Linked DNA regions of Homo sapiens: region 1 is linked to region 2. Evidence: chromatin contacts called from ENCODE Hi-C or POLR2A ChIA-PET data. All regions are on one chromosome and are shown on one strand. The core of a region is the stretch at or near the end of the contact, and the rest is flanking DNA. Distances in the headings are between cores, read along the strand shown. Region 1 overlaps ROR2 (receptor tyrosine kinase like orphan receptor 2). Region 2 has its middle 78 kb from the start of LINC02957.

The links. A loop is a pair of places that touch in the nucleus more often than their neighbours do. ChIA-PET counts read pairs that join two places held with the same protein, here RNA polymerase II (POLR2A). Pooled maps may share reads with other maps.
Region 1: a map of adrenal gland shows a loop between it and region 2 (3-fold over the local background). The contact joins two enhancer-like sites. A Hi-C loop is called at or near these places in 78 of 168 maps with a recorded cell type or tissue (A673, B cell, CD14-positive monocyte and 47 more), 37 of 37 single-sample maps with no recorded cell type and 50 of 50 pooled maps. POLR2A ChIA-PET finds 5 or more read pairs at or near these places in 1 of 52 experiments (MCF 10A).

Annotation. Positions count from the first base shown.
Region 1 is chr9:91,739,003-91,744,573 of GRCh38, reverse strand. The region is part of intron 4 of ROR2 (receptor tyrosine kinase like orphan receptor 2); the gene reads left to right. Among named protein-coding and RNA genes, the nearest start is that of MIR3910-2, 110 kb to the right of the region's middle. Within about 2 kb of position 3,658, at least 3 of the 41 ENCODE cell types and tissues checked have a DNase peak (open chromatin) inside an H3K27ac peak, as active enhancers do.
Region 2 is chr9:90,916,168-90,921,518 of GRCh38, reverse strand. No RefSeq gene overlaps it. Among named protein-coding and RNA genes, the nearest start is that of LINC02957, 78 kb to the left of the region's middle. RefSeq lists a silencer at 23-185. Within about 2 kb of position 1,503, at least 13 of the 41 ENCODE cell types and tissues checked have a DNase peak (open chromatin) inside an H3K27ac peak, as active enhancers do.

The sequences.
Region 1 (5,571 bases), core at 2,409-4,908, 820 kb before region 2:
CGTCTAATTCTCAAGGAAATCATTCATTCAGTTAACACATTTCAGCTTCAGCTGGGCGTGGTGGCTCACGCGTGTAATCCCAGCACTTTGGGAGGCTGAGGTGGGCTTATCACCTGAGGTCCGGAGTTTGAGACCAGCCTGGCCAACATATGATGAAACTCTATCTCTACTAAAAAATACAAAAATTAGCTGGGTGTGGTGGTGACTGCCTGTAGTCCCAGCTACTTGGGAAGCTGGGCAGAAGAATCAACCTCCAGGAGGTGGAGGTGGCAGTGAGCCAAGATCGTGATACTGCACTCCAGCCTGGGCGAGCGACAGAGCAATACTCTGTCTCTCAAAAAAAAAAAAAAAAAAAAAAAAGTTAACAAATTTCTGTGGAGGGTCAACTGTGCGCCAGGTCCCATTCAAGACATTGAGGATACAACAATGAATGCAACAGATAAAAACTAAAAATTCCTGCCTTGTGCTGTTGACATTTTGTTTGGAGACTCTTATGTCTGGCCTCTTTCATTAAATGTAATGTCTGAAAGATTTATTCTGGTTAACTATACAGCACTTCATTCCTGTTTATTGAGAAGTATTCTGTTGTATGAATGTACTACAATATGTTTATTCACCTATTGATGAGCATTTGGGGGCAATTATAAATAAAGCCATGAACATTTGTTTTCACATATTTTTGTGAACATGTTTTCATTTCAATATTGTGATTTTTGAAGTTTCAAGTGTGGAGGCCTTGGACATCTTTTGTTAGGTTTATTCCCAGGTATTTTAACCATTTTCAAATATAGAGTGCAGTGGCATTAAATTAACCCCAGTTGGTCCATGGGCCTCTTTAGTATTGTCTGTGTTTATTTTGCTGGATTCAGTTTGCTAATGTTTTGAGGAGGACGTTGCCCCTTTTGATGGTAGGCATTTTGGTCTGTAACGCTCTTGTGGTGTCCTTGTTAGATACTCTTGTGATGTCCTTATCGTATTTTTCTTTTCTTTTTTCTTTTTTTTTGAGATGGAGTCCTACTCTGTCACCCAGGCTGTAGTGCAATGGCATGATCTTGGCTCATGGCAACTTCCACCTTCCAGGTTCAAGCGATTGTCCTGCCTCAGCCTTCTGAGTAACTGGGATTACAGGCACGCATCACCACGCCTGGCTAATTTTGTATTTTTAGTAGAGATGGCGTTTCACAATGTTGGCCAGGCTGGTCTTGAACTCCTGACCTCAAGTGATTCACCTGCCTCGGCCTCCCAAAATGCTGGGATTACAGATGTGAGCCACTGCACCCGGCCCTTATCATATTTTTCTGATGTCCTTGTTAGATATTTGTATCAGAGTTGTCAGTCTTTTTGTCTCTTTGCTTCAGTTTGGAAATCTCCTGTTGATCTGTCTTCAAGTTCATAGATTTTTTTCTTCTGCTGTATCCACTCTGTTATACAGTCATGCATCATGTAACAGTGGAGATACGTTGTGAGAAATGCATTAGTGATTTTCTCCTTGTAGGGACATCATAGAGTGTACTCACACAAACCTAGATGATTTCCCCTACTGCACACCTAGGCTATATGGTACAGCCTGTTGCTCCTAGGCTACAGACTTGTACAGCATATGACTATACTGAATACTGTAGGCAACAGTAACGTAATGGTATTTGTATATCTAAACACAGCAAAGGTACAGTAAAAATATGGTATAAAAATTAAGAAATGGTACACTTACATAGGGCACTTACCATGAATGGAGCTTGCAGGACTGGAAGCTGTTGCTGGTGAGTCAGTGAGTAAGTCGCGAGTGAATGTGAAGGCCCAGGACATTACACATTACTGTACACTACTGTAGACTGTGTAAACGCTATACATTTAGGCTACAGTGAGTTTATTAAAAATTGAGTAATTGCACTACAGTGTTATGACAGCTCCGATGTCACTAGGCGATGAGGATTTTTCAGCTCCATTGTAATCTTAGGGGGCCACCATTGTGTATGTGGTCTGCTGTTAACCAAAAACATCGTTATGTGGTGCATGGCTGCACCATCCAATGAATCTTTTATTGTAGACTCTTATGTTTCAGTTCTAGGCTTCCTGTTTAGTTCTTTTATAGTTTCCATCCCTCCTGAAATACCCCACATCTTCACTACACCTTCTTCTGTGTTTTCCACATCTATTACTTTAAAGCCCTGTGATACGGTTTGGCTGTGTCCCCACCCAAATCTCAACTTGAATTGTATCTCCCAGAATTCCCACATGTTGCAGGAGGGATCCAGGGGGAGGTAATTGAATCACCCACATGTAGCGGGAGGGACCCAGGGGGAGGTAATTGAATCATGGGGGTCGGTCTTTCCTGTGCTGTTCTTGTCACAGTAAGTCTCACGAGGTCTGATGGGTTTATCAGGGGTTTCCACTTTTGCTTCTTCCTCATTTTTCTCTTGCCGCTGCCAATGTAAGAAGTGCCTTGTGCCTCCCACCATGATTCTGAGGCCTCCACAGCCATGTGGAACTGTAAGTCCAATTAAACTCCTTTTTGCTCACAGTCTCAGGTATGTCTTTTATCAGTGGTATGAAAATGGCCTAATCCAACCTGCTCTGCTGATTCTTACATCTAGGTTATCTTTGTGTTTGTTTCTCTTGACCACGGGTTATATTTTCCTGTTTCTTTGCATGTCTGGTAATTTTATTGTATAGTGGACATCATGGTTTGTATGCTAGGTTTTGCATTCAAAGTAAAGAGTATTGAGTTTTGATACAGCTGCATATTAGCTTACTGTCAGAGCACCCAATGCTTAGGGAGTTTTTGCTTTGTGAATGTGGCTGGTCTGCTCTGTCTCCTGGTGAGTCACAGATTGAGCTTCCTCTGCTTCACCTAGGCAGGCAGCCCATTTAGACAGTCAGCCTCTCTCATAATAAGATAAACAATTATGAGAATGGGTTACTACTTTGTAACAAAACAATTAGGGGAAAATGTTAACTTCCTATGCAATATGTAGCTACATTTGAATTTTGACATGGATTCCTTTTCAACCTTAAAAAAGCCTTAGTTTCCTTTAAACCTCCTTCATTATTAATACCCATGAATTTTTATTCTCAGCATGTGTCATCTAGGGGAAGGCTGTGGATCCCCACCATCTTGCCAGTCTTGGTGGAGGAGCACCTGCCATCACAGTCTGCTGGCCCCTGCCTCTGTTTCTCCCTGATCTCCTACCCCTCTCCTGTTGCTTTTCTTACCCAGGGTTGTCATTATTTTATTATTATTATTATTATTATTATTATTATTATTATTACTACTTGAGACAGAGTCTTGCTCTGTCACCAGGCTGGAGTGCAGTGGCACAATCTCTGCTCACTGCAACCTCTGCCTCCCGGGTTCAAGCGATTCCCCTGCCTCAGCCTCCCGAGTAGCTGGGACTACAGGTGTGCACCACCACACCCGGCTAATTGTTTGTATTTTAATAGAGACGGAGTTTCATCATGTTGGCCAGGATGGTCTCGATCGCCTGACCTCATGATCCACCCACCTTGGCCTCCCAAAGTTCTGGGATTACAGGCGTGAGCCACCGCACCCGGCCGAGTTGTCTTTATTTAGCACCCTCTCTCCTCCCTGACAATCACTTCTTGGTGTAGAAGTTTCTTCTTCATCCATGTCCCGTCAGGCCTTGGATCAGTGCCTGGCAGCATGAGGGGCAGGGGATTTCCACACTTCATTTCTGAAACGTGGATGCTCCACCAGCTGGTGAGCATGTCTACTGCACTTACGTTGCTGAAGGAATTTTATAGCTGCCAAATTCCGTTTCAGTCCTTTCCTTGCTTTCCCAGGGATCCACTTAACAGACTCTCTCCAGCTCTGTTCCTCTTCCAAGGCCCCAAATGTGCCAGATAAAGATAAAATATAATTGTTGGAAAATAGAAAGCAACTCCCATAGTTTTCTCAGACAATTCAAAAGCAAAGATGCCATTTTCCAAGCACTTCTATCTGGCTTTTTGGGGATATATATATGTATATATATATATACATATATATATTCCCCCCCCCGCCCGAAACAGAGTCTTGCTTTGTCACCCAGGCTGGAGTGCAGTGGCGTATTCTCGGCTCACTGCAAGCTCCGCCTCCTGGGTTCACGCCATTCTCCTGCCCCAGCCTCCCGAGTAGCTGGGACTACAGGTACCCACCACTACGCCTGGCTAATTTTGTTTTTGTATTTTTAGTAGAGATGGGGTTTCACCGTGTTAGCCAGGATGGTCTCGATCTTCTGACCTTGTGATCCTCCCACCTTGGCCTCCCAAAGTGCTGGGATTACAGGTTTGAGCCACCGCGCCCAGCCTGGATATTGTCTATTCAGATTGAAAGCCCGCTTCGGTGAGGGAAGTGTGAGCGGGGTATGATGGCAGGAGCACCCTCCACCCCAGCACCCCCTTGTCATCTTCCTTACATCCCTTGCTCTCTCTGTCCTGTGGGCACCTGACCAGCGGCCAGGGAGAAGCCTGCAACAGGGGGAACAACCTTCTCTTCCTTGACTCTTGCAAGGTAGAAAAGAAATGGCTTACACTTGTGGGGGCATCCCAAGGGACTGATCTGAATCTCATAGCTTAGGCATAGCTGACATTAATCTGATCAGGCATGTCTTAATGATTTTTCTAGCAGAGTGGACAAAGCACCCTGAGCCCGCCTCCAGACAGGGACATGTCCAGCACATACCCAGGCAGAGGTGACTTCCATTTATGTTGGTAGTGTGGCCAGTGTCTAATCAGCAGTTAACTCCAGTGCAAAAAGAGTGAAAGCTGGGCAGGCAGGCTCGCATTGTTAACACATGTGCTGCCTATTTAAACTACCTTTAAGGAACCCTTAACCCAAGGAAACAATGGCTGGTGAGCTGGAGTTAACACCAAAATCTCTTTCTTGAAGTATTTATAGCTCCAGGTTCTGTTCTTTGAGAAAAGGGTTTTCTGCAGAAGCTTGAGAAGGTCTTCACTATTGCAAGTGTTCAGCCTCTGCCTTAGCAAGAGAGTTCAGATAGGGATTTTAAATCCATGTGGTTAAACTGAACACATTCTTTTTTTTTTTTTTTTTTTTTTTTAAATTTAAAGACAGGGTCTTGCTCTTGTCACCCAGGCTGGAGCCCAGTAGTTTGATCTCGGCTCACTGCAGCCTCTGTCTCCCAGTTCAAGTGATCCTCCCACTTCAGCCTCCTGAGTAGCTGAGACTACAGGCACACGCCACCACGCCCAGCTAGTTTTTGTATTTTTTATAGAGGTGGGGTTTCACCATGTTGCCCAGACTGGTCTCGATCTCCTGGGCTCAAGTGATTCACCAGCCTTGGCCTCCCAAAGTGCTGGGATTACAGGCACGAGCCACTGTGCCTAGCCTTAAATTGAACAGAATTCAGATTTCATTTGGGGATGGTCTACTCTAAATGGATGTAGAATGGAAAGCCGAGTGCTCTCAGGCTTATGGGGTAGGTTCCAGATTTTCTGGAAAACAAGCTACAGGCTTGAGGTGCTCATGCAAGGCTTGTCCGAGCATCTTCAGTCCCCTCTTCTGCCAGCAGTGGCAGCCCCCGATGTGTCTGCTGTGGCTCATTGGCGTCA
Region 2 (5,351 bases), core at 254-2,753:
TCATCCCTTCTGAGCAGGCTCATCCCATGTCTTGACCTGGTCTGGAAACCAAAGGAAGGTGCAGCGGACAGCAGCTGGGGGGCAGGGGTAGACTGGGCACACGAGGCTCATTGTGAAATCCCAGGGCGTCTCCTGGGAGCTTGTCTGCACAGAGCTGGCAGGGCCAGTGCTGGAGCCAAGCCAGGTTCCAGAAACGTGCCCAGACACAGCTTGGCAAGGTGGTGGGCTGCAGCATGTGAGGACAGGAGGAACACAGTGTCCCTGAGCTCTGCTGCTCCAGAGCTGGGCTCCGTGGAAGAACCAGGAGGCTGAAGAGGGTGAGTGCACCAGCACTGAGGTGCGCCATGGGCTGCTTTCGAGGCTCAGGTTTCCTGTGTCAGTGGATGGGCAGGGCCAGCTCTGTGTGCTGCGGGTTTGTGCGCTGAGACACAACACATGCAGACACACACAGACATACAGATACATGCAGACACACAGACTCATAAGACACACATGTACATACAGACACACAGATACATGCAGACACACAGACTCATAAGACACACAAGTACACACAGACACACAGATACCCAGATACACACAGATACACAGACTCATACAGACACACATGTACATATAAACAGACACACAGATACATACAGATACAAAGACTCATACAGATACACATGTACATACAGACACACAGACACACAGGTACATAGATACACAGACTCATACAGCCATACATGTACATACAGACACACAGACACACAGACACATGCAGACACACAGACTCATAAGATACACATGGGCATACAGACACATAGATACATACAGATACACAGACTCATACAGACACACATGTATGTAAGACACACAGACACACAGATACAGATACATGCAGACACAGACTCATAAGACACACATGTATATATAGACACACAGACACAGATACATGCAGACACACAGACTCATACAGACACACATGTACATACAGACACACAGATACACGCAGATACACATAGACATGGACATACACATGTACATACACACACAGACCCATAAAGGGACACTTAGACACACAGACACACATACAGACATACACGCAGACATACATGCAGACGTATATACGGACACACACACAGACACAAAATGGAAACTTTTTCCTTGGCTCTTCAAATACAGAAAAATCATCCAAACAATTCATTTTGGCCAAGCCAACTCATGCCGGCATTAGGAGTTGGGGGCCAATGCAGAGAGTGCAGCTCTGCCTGCTGTCCTTCTCCTTTACTGCCCTGGTAGAAGCGCTGATGAGCACGGCAGCCAAGGCTGTCCAGGAGGGGATGCATGGAGCACAATGCTTGGACACAGTCCAGCCAGCAAGGAGAGGCTGGCTGGGTCCCTCCCAGGGCACCCAGACTGTTCCAGGGCTGTGGGAGGCCCAAGAGAGGAACAGAGCGACCCGTTTCCCGAGAGCTTGGCAGCCTCAAAGTAGTGGGGACGTCATGTTCTGGGGCCCGAGGGAGAGGTCGTCAGCCATAGAAAGAGGGAAAACTATGTGGGGAAGGAGCCATGGGCTAAGGTTTCAGGCCCCAGGAAGGACTCGCTGGAACAGCACGGGCTGAGTGGGAGCCCATGCCAGGCCAACAGTGAGGCCTGGCATGGGAAAGTGCCTGTACAGCCGCCTTGTGAGGAGTCAAAGACGTGGAGGACATGCCGGGAGAAATGAGCACAAGCAGGTTTCCGTGCTGCCGAAATTCTGTGCATCCTGAAGATGCTTCATTCCAACGGAGGGAATGCAAGTCCACAGAGGTTTCCAGAAGTCACCAACCATGGAATGCTTTCTCTCTTCCACTGACAATACCCATGCAAGAACACGGCAGAGGCTGAAATGGTCTTGGGGCAGGGGAGAGACTCCGGCCTCGGAGGGTCTCACCCTACTGCACAGCACATTAAGCCCACCCTGCGAGGTCGACAGAGGGCTGAAGCTGAAAGCCCATTGTATGGGCAACAAAGGACGAGCACCCAGGCTGGGTTGCCTCCAGTCTCTTTCCTCAGTGTGGCTTCCTGGGCAGAAAGCACATGGCTGGGTTGATCCCTATGGCAGGCCCAGGCCAGGTGAGGCAAGTGAGTGTCCTTAAGCTACGCCCCAGTGTCCCCTTCTCTCACCTCAGCCCTGGCCCTGGCTGAGGAGAACAGGTGGTCCTCAGCCATCTGGGGGTGATGGCAAGCCTGGAGCGGGTTCCGTGCAGATCACATAAGAACAAGGCTGAAGTACTAGGGACACTCACACAGCCCCGGCTTCCCAGGATGGACCTGGGGGTGGCAAACGGCTCTCCATCCACAGGGACCCCTGGGCTGGGCCATGTAACTGTAGGGCATTGCCAGAATCAGGGTCACCATGGGCTGGGCACTCAGAGGCTGTTCCAGGTGGGAGTCCACACTCCAGGCCCAGGGCAGTGCCTGCCCTCCGTGGTAGAAAGAGCTCATGCCTTTCTAGCACAACTCCTGAAGGGTAAATAGCTACAAGTGAAGGGGCACCCTATGCAGGGAGGACAGTCATCAACTGTCATCAACACTGACTTTTTGTTTGTTTGTTTGTTTTTGAGATGGAGTCTCGCTCTGTTGCTTTGTCACCCAGGCTGGAGTGCAATGGCACAATCTTGGCTGACTGCAACCTCTGCCTCTTGGGTTCAAGCGATTCTCCTGCCTCAGCCTCCTGAATAGCTGGGATTACAGGTGCATGCCACAGATGGCTGTGACATGGCTGGTTTCATACCCCCACAGTGAACTACGCACATGCGGTAACTGTGGCTCAGGTGGTACGGAAGGCACAGTAGGAGGCTCAGGTCATCTGGCCACTAAGTCCTACCCTCACATATCTGGGTGCTTTGGTTATACAGAACCCATGTCCTGAAGAATCCATATCGGGCTTCTGTCTAGGAAGATTTCACACCCTGCGCATTGCAAAAGGCCATGGAAAAATGGTGGCTGCTAAGAGTTATTACTTATAGAGGCAAAGTGATGTGCAAATATTATAGAAGGTCAGTATTATTATTATCATCATCAATATCTTGTGCAGAAGAGGAAACCAAAGCTCAGAGAGGTTGAGCAACTTGCTCAGTTTCACACAGACAGTAAAAAAGCATTTTTAAAAGATCCTCAAATTGAGGTGCTCTGGAATCCATGGACATAGTCCACCTTCCTGGAGCATCTGAAAATCCACTGGGTATAATATGGAGACCATGAAGGTTTGCTGTGCCTCCCTCCCCAGCCTATCCTACTCTCCTTTGACAACCGTGGCCCGAACTTCAGCTCCAGCGTCTCCAGTGATGTCTACATCATGACAAAACTGAAAGTTAAAGGTAAAAGCAGTAATTATCTGCAAAACAGCTAATTTTTGTTTCGCTGAATTTGTTTAATTTTGCAGCTGTTCTGGGGATCTCATGATTCATAAGGAGCCCTACAGATCTAGAAGGTTGTGTGTCTTCTGCTCTAGAATCAGAACCAATAGGACATATATAGATATGTGAGACATTATAGGAATTGGCTCATATGTTTATGGAGGTGGAGAAGTCCCATGATCTGCCATCTGCAGGTTGGAGACCCAGGAAGGCTGGTGGTGTAACTCAGTCTTAGTCCAAAGGCCTGATAACCGGACGAGCTGATGGTGTGAGTCCCAGTTAGAATCCAAAGGCTCTAGAACCAGAAGCACCAGTGTCCGAGGGCAGAAGATGGATATATCAGCTCAAGCAGAGAGAGCGGATTTGCCCTTCTTCTGCCCTTTGGCTCTATCCAGGCCCTCAGCAGATTGGATGGTGCCTACCCACATTGGTGAGAGTGGATCTTCTTAGTCTACTGATGGAAATGCTCATCTCTTCACAAAATGCCCTAACAGACACACACAGAAACAACGTTTTACCAGCTATCTGGGCATTCCTTAGCCCAGGCAAGTTGACACATAAAATTAACCATCATAAGTCCACTTCTTGTCAACTTAACACCAAAAGGCATCTTCTTAAACTATGCTAATCTTCAAATAAAGACAATACCAATGTCATGCTATCTGCCTATCTTGCATACAACCCAAAACTCACTAATCCCTTCCCCACAAGAGAAGGCAAGGGCCTTCGGTGATGTTTACTCTTCTCCTTGATATCTCATAATTTAAATACTATAATGTAAGATTGACAATACTTAAGTATTCATATAAAGTCAATGTATTGTGTGTTACAGGATAAGGGAATAAGAGAGGAAAGAAAAAAAGATATTTGCTTACTTTGCATACACACAAATGTATTCTTAACAAAACAGGGAGAAAGTACTCATAACAGTTACAGTCCTGGTTTCTGTAACTGGTCACATGGCCACAGTAAGTATCTATAACCACTTTATTCCACCGACGCATTCTGTATTCCCTTTGCCTTCAGCAAGCCCCTCAGGTGGTTATGAGTTTTTACCTGGTGCAGTGACCCAAACCTTCATTCCTGAATTTTCCATTGAGCTTAATCACAAGGCATAGTAATACTAAGAGACGCCCTAAGGAATTTCCTATGTTCTAGACATACTCTTCCTTACTTCCATTGTGGAGCAGCAATCCAATTTCCCTTTGATAGTCAAGATCAATCACCCCAGCCAGCAATATCATTCTCTTCTTGGCCTGTTGACTCAGAGACACGAAGAGCCCACAATGGCTGGATGACAGTCTTCATTTCCAGTTGGAAGTTGTGGAAGTTGTAGAAATTATGGAATCATTGTTGCATCTCCTGGTGGAAGCATTCTTCCCTCTGGAGCTAAGACATTTAGGCTAGCAGGGCATAAAGTTGTGGGAACAGGAAGCAAAAATGTTGCCAGTGGCTCACTAGGGGTGATGGTGAGTGGTGTATCTCCCATTTCCACTGCCTGATTCCCGGACCAGTGAGTCGTGGCTATGGGACAAACAACACCATCGATTGGAGGCTGATTCAGAGTGTATAGTTTATGTCCCAGAGTCATCTCCCTGGGCATGGATGGGAACTTCCCAGAAGAACTATGGGGAGCTGGTTATTTGACATATTGAGCAACATGTTTGGCTTCACAGTAATGTGCCCAGGTAAGTCCCTTACCTCTGTTTGGTGCTGTCCATAGGCCGCCTTGTCAGTTAGCTGAAAGGCAGTGAGAATACATGCGTAGGAATACATAGCTTCTCTGTAATCCCAGCACTTTGGGAGGCCGAGCGGGGGCGGATCACGAGGTCAGGATTTCAAGACCAGCCTGGCCAATGTGATGAAACCCCGTCTCTACCAAAAATATAAAAAATTAGTTGGATGTGATGGCATGCACCTGTAATCCTAGCTATTCAGGAGACTGAGCAGGAGAATTGCTTGAACCCA